2 separate regions of the Homo sapiens genome follow, and region 1 is linked to region 2. Evidence: chromatin loops called from intact Hi-C (ENCODE). Cell type or tissue: heart right ventricle. All regions are shown on one strand.

Region 1 (2,500 bases), 260 kb before region 2:
CCGGACTTCCTGCCTTCAAATTCAGGCTGTACCACTCACTGGCTATTGAAACCACCTTTGCAAAAATTGTAACTGAGGAAATTATGACAATAGCCCTTTCCTGAAAAGATCCACTTCTTGCCCGGGGACCAGTCTGCCTTTGTAAGACTAACAAATTAGCTACAAGATTAGAAATCAAGGTTTAGGGGCTGTGCAGCCTCTGACAGCAAGGGTCTGAACCTCCCCAAGTTGTTCCTGGGGACAGTGTCACTATTGCAAAACCTAAGATCAGTGCTTGAGATATTTTGCAGATCTTGCACTACAGCAGCTGAGGGATCAGCTGACACCACCCGGATCGGTAACCTAGCTTAACCAGTTCTGCGATCCTACCCGGGAACAAGGTGAACGCCTTCGGGCTGGGTGGTACACTATTTGACCTTGGGCTAGTTACTTAACCATTCAGTGCCTCAGTTTCCTCATCTGTAAAGAGAAGAGATAATAATATACCTACCTCATAACATTCTTAGGAGGATTATCTGAATTAATGAATTAATGCGTGAGCAAAGGGCTGCGAGCAGGCCTAATACATAATGAAAGCTCAATAAATGTTAGCTGTTTTTATTATGTAACTTCGGAAATGCAGCTATGTGCGCTCAGAAAGAGAGAGAGAAGGGAGAATGATGTACACAATGTGGGCGATTCTGCCTGGACATGATCCCAGCTGTGAGAGAGATGTGGGGGTGTGGATCCACAGCTCGGAATCCCACACACCCCTGAGAGAGAACAGAACCTAAAATTACAGTTCGCAAATGCATGCAATCACCACCATATACTGCTGTTCTTTATGGTCCGTGCATTTATTGCTGCAAAGGACTATATTTAGAAAACTGCCCATATTATACTTTATGAGTGACTTAAAGGATTTTTAGGAGTTCTTTAAAAGTTTTTGTTTATTTTTATAATTTTCTCCTTGCGTTAGAACCTAACACTCACATTAAATGCTCTCCCACAGTAAATATATTTCGAAATGACAAGTGCTAGAATAAATGGGTGAGGATTTTCCAAAGGCTGTTTTGCTGATAGTTGGGGATAGGGAAGGCAAAGCTAGACCCCCAACCTCTGGACTCTGAGTCCAGTGTTCTTTCTTCTGTAATCAGGACCCTGGGGGGACAACCCTGACATACTTCCAAGGACCCTGGACTTCAGCTCCTGGCTCCCTGCTCAGAAGGGAGGGGTGGATCGTCTAGGGCCCAAGGCAGAACCTGAACTGAGTTCCCATTCTAAGAGGGTGTTTGGAGTGAGGTGAAAGGGAGACAGGGATTCTAACCCCAGCTTCACAGCTGGCTCTCTCCGTGTGAGCTCCCTAAGCCTCAGCACCCTAAGCGTGTACAGAGGTAAATATTCTGCGCACAGCAGCTGCCCAAGGCCATATTCCCTTCCCTCCGCCCCGCTGTGCACATTGGCTGCAATGTAGCTTTAGGCCAGTAGGTGGTGGTGCCGCCCAAGAAGCAGGAAAAAAGCAGGGAAAGAAAGGGATGTGCCTGGATGGTGGATCCACTGAGGTCCTGCTGATCCCAGGCCAGGAAGCGGGGACATTGAGAGCCGAGATAGGAGTCCAGGCCACTTGAGTGCTTGCCTATGCCCCACATATGAAGGCACGCCAAGAGGCTCACATACGTGCATAACCAAGGACCAACCTTGCGCCTGAAGGAGGCCTTTCACATATGAGCTCCTCGAATCCGCACACTTGCCCTATGGAGAGTGGCAGTATGGTCCCATTTTACAAGTGAGAAAACTGGACCAAGAGAGGCAAAGTGACCTGCACTAGGTCACACAGCAAGTCCATGGCAGAGATGGATTTGATCCACTCCTGTAATAATATTAACAGCCAACTCCCATGTAATTCCTGCATGTGCTGATACTGTCCTAAGCATGTCTGTACCTATGCACTTATTCAGTCCTCATGACAGCCCTACGAGGTAGGTATGAGTAGTATTTTTACTCTCACGTTACAGAGGAGGAAATGGAGGCACTGAGAGGTCAAGCAACTTGCCCAAGGTCACACAGTCAGATCTGCGATTTTTTTTTTTTTTTTTTTTTTTTTGAGACGGAGTTTCGCTCTTGTTGCTCAGGCTGGAGTGCAATGGCGTGGTCTCGGCTCACTGCAACCTCCACCTCCTGGGTTCAAGCGATTCTCCTGCCTCAGCCTCCCGAGTAGCTGGGATTACAGGCAGGCGCCACCACGCCCGGCTAATTTTGTACTTTTAGTAGAGACGGGATTTCTCCATGTTGGTCAGGCTAGTCTCGAACTCCCTGCCTCAGGTGATCCGCCCACCTCAGCCTCTCAAAGTGCTGGGATTACAGGTGTGAGTCACAGCACTCTGCCTGATTTTTTTGTTTTGTTTTGTTTTTTGTTTTTGTTTTTTAATAGGCATCCTAATAGGTGTGAAGCGGTATCTCGTGCTTGCAATTCTGATTTGCATCTCCCTAATGATTACTGACGCTGAGCATCTTTTCCTCT
Region 2 (2,500 bases):
TCTTCCCAGGGCCTTTTCCTAGTTAAAGAAACACTTAACTAAAAAGGCTGTGTGGTAAGGTCATGCTCAGTTCCTTCCTCAAAAAATGAGTCTAAAATTGGTTTATCCTGAATCCGACTTCCCCCACTGTCATCACTTACCCTTGCCCTTCTTTTTCCTCAGAACACCTGAACTTTTGTTGTATTATTTTGTATCTCCCCACTTGCATGTAAACTCCCTGGTGACCTTGCATGTCTTATGCAATCCTCATTAAAACCTTTTGTTTTTTTTTTTAAGTGGGTTCGTTTTCCCTCAGGATCGAAGAGTATTGAATGGAATGGCACGAGGAAAATATTTAACACCCTACTTGGCTTGTAATAATAGGTGCTTAATAAATTGTAGTTCCACTCTCCACTCCATTGCCCCCTTTCTCTCCCTACACACACACACCCACCCACCCACACACACACACACACACACACAAAGTAAATGGAAGTATTGTTGCATAAAGAGCATCTCAAAATCCTAAGAACTTTGCCCTTGAGTTTGCAGCTATAATTACAAGCCACAGGCCAGACTGAACTAACATGACAAGTAACTTTATTTAATGAGACCCTGATAAATAGGTATCTGAAGACTAAGGAATGATCCTGGCCAATTTAGTAGACTTAGATGCTGCAGTCTCCCTGCTTTTCCCCTGCTGTATTACCTGTGTGTAATATAGGTTGAATATCCCCTATCCAAAATGGTTGGGACCAGAAGTGTTTTGAATTTTTTTGGATTTTTGGAATATTTGCGGAATACATACCAGTTCAATATTCCTAATCTGAAATTTGAAATATTCCAAATAGCATTTACTTTAGGCATCATGTTGATGCTTAAAAAATTTCAGATTTTTGAGGATTTTGTATTTTCAAATTAGAAATGCTCAACGTGTAATACGAAATTCAGACTATTCTCCAAGTAAAACATATGTAGATGGTGTCACAAGATGTTCTGGACTCAATCCTATGTAAATAAGTACTTCCTAGACTTTATAGCTCTCCTTTGATTCTGTGCTAAATTTAACCATTAGAGAAGCAATGTAATGTTACTGCAAGTGGTCTACCTCTAACAGAGTTCTGTCTGGCAGTGTGATTTTTTTGATCAGTTAACCTCTCTGAATCTTTTCTTCACAGGTGATTTAAATTGTTATTGTAAAACATTTTAGGCATGTACCAAATTATAAAGAAAGCTGTAACACATCCATAATCCTACCACCCAAGTTGAATTTCCATTGCCAATACAGACCAAGCCCCCTTTTTGCCCTTTTTTGGTGATACCCTCTTCTTCCTCCCTTCCCCAGAGGTCCCAATATTTCCTATCTGTTAAATTGGGGTATAAGTACTGATTTCATAGAGCGGTTGTTCAGATTCTATGACAGATGCCTGGTATATGGTAGAGTTACACCAAATGTTGGTTTCTCTTCTAAATTGTACAGTTGTGCAGACTATGTACAGTAAAAGGATGCTACATTATAGGGAGGCCATAGATGTTTGCATTTGGAAAATTTCTGACTCTTTTCCAGCAGGTGGCAGTAAAGTGTCTTTACTAGAAGAAAAAATATCCAAGCATTAAACATGACAGGTTTTCAACGGGTACAAGTCAAGTTTCTGATTGAATGAAGGCCAGCATTGCCTTGTTCCCACTCCCTCTATGGAAAGCCAGATATTTTGCACTGTAGCAAATTACAAACTGGATTTGTCTCCCTGTCGCTCTACTCACTAGAAGTTTTTTGTTTGTTTTGTTTTTTGATACGGGTCTTGCTCTGTTACCCAGGCTAGAGTGCAGTAGCGCCATCACAGCTCACTGCAGCCTCAACCTCCCAGGCTCAGGTGATCCTCCCAACTCAGCCTTCCAGGGACTACAGGCACGAGCCATCATGCTTGGCTAATTTTTTTTTTTTTTTTTTTGGTAGAGATGAAGTTTTGCCGTGTTGCCCAGGCTGGTCTTGAACTCCTGAGCTCAACAGTCTACCCGCCTTGGCCTCCCAAAGTGCTGAGATTAGAGGCATGAGCCACCACACCTGGCCCACTAGGGATTCTTATTGGCCTCAATGTGAGAAGCCCTTCCCCAGGTACCTCCAGATGGAAGCTTACAGGATGGTCAGTCCATTTCTTAGAGAAGTTCCTGGGGGGATTGAGTATTTCTGAGTCAGCTTCACTCTTGCATCATCTGCTTTGACAGTTTTCTTGGCTCCTGTAATGAGAAAAAGGGAAAAAAATGCTGCAGCAGCTGGGGCTGGCTTCCTGATCCCACCCTGGGAATCAGAGTCTCAGCTATTGATAAACATTTCTAGCCATACCTAGAAGGAGAGGACCTTGCTTCTGTGTGTTGAACAGTTCCAAGAACTCCATGGTGAACTTCCTATGAAGAACCCTCCATAACCCTCAACCCTTCAAACCTGACGGTATACCTCATTTTGTTCTCCCGTCTCTGGCATTCCTCACCCACCCACGCTGACTGGTCTTTCCAAAGTTCA

The links. A loop is a pair of places that touch in the nucleus more often than their neighbours do. Peaks named below come from ENCODE experiments on the same cell type or tissue, not always from the same donor. Only the 100,000 strongest peaks of a DNase experiment are listed, where the experiment ranks them.
Region 1: it touches region 2 in a loop (3-fold over the local background); 4 of 110 quality-filtered maps call a loop at or near these places.

Annotation. Positions count from the first base shown.
Region 1 is chr20:738,168-740,667 of GRCh38, reverse strand. No RefSeq gene overlaps it. Among named protein-coding and RNA genes, the nearest start is that of SLC52A3, 29 kb to the left of the region's middle. In heart right ventricle, CTCF peaks have their summits at 1,255 and 1,460 (motif pointing right); a DNase peak (open chromatin) is centred at 1,487.
Region 2 is chr20:478,197-480,696 of GRCh38, reverse strand. It overlaps CSNK2A1 (casein kinase 2 alpha 1), which reads left to right. Exons shown (of 14, transcript NM_177559.3): 14 at 1-2,500. Among named protein-coding and RNA genes, the nearest start is that of TBC1D20, 17 kb to the right of the region's middle. In heart right ventricle, a CTCF peak has its summit at 1,535 (motif pointing right); no DNase peak of the experiment used is centred here.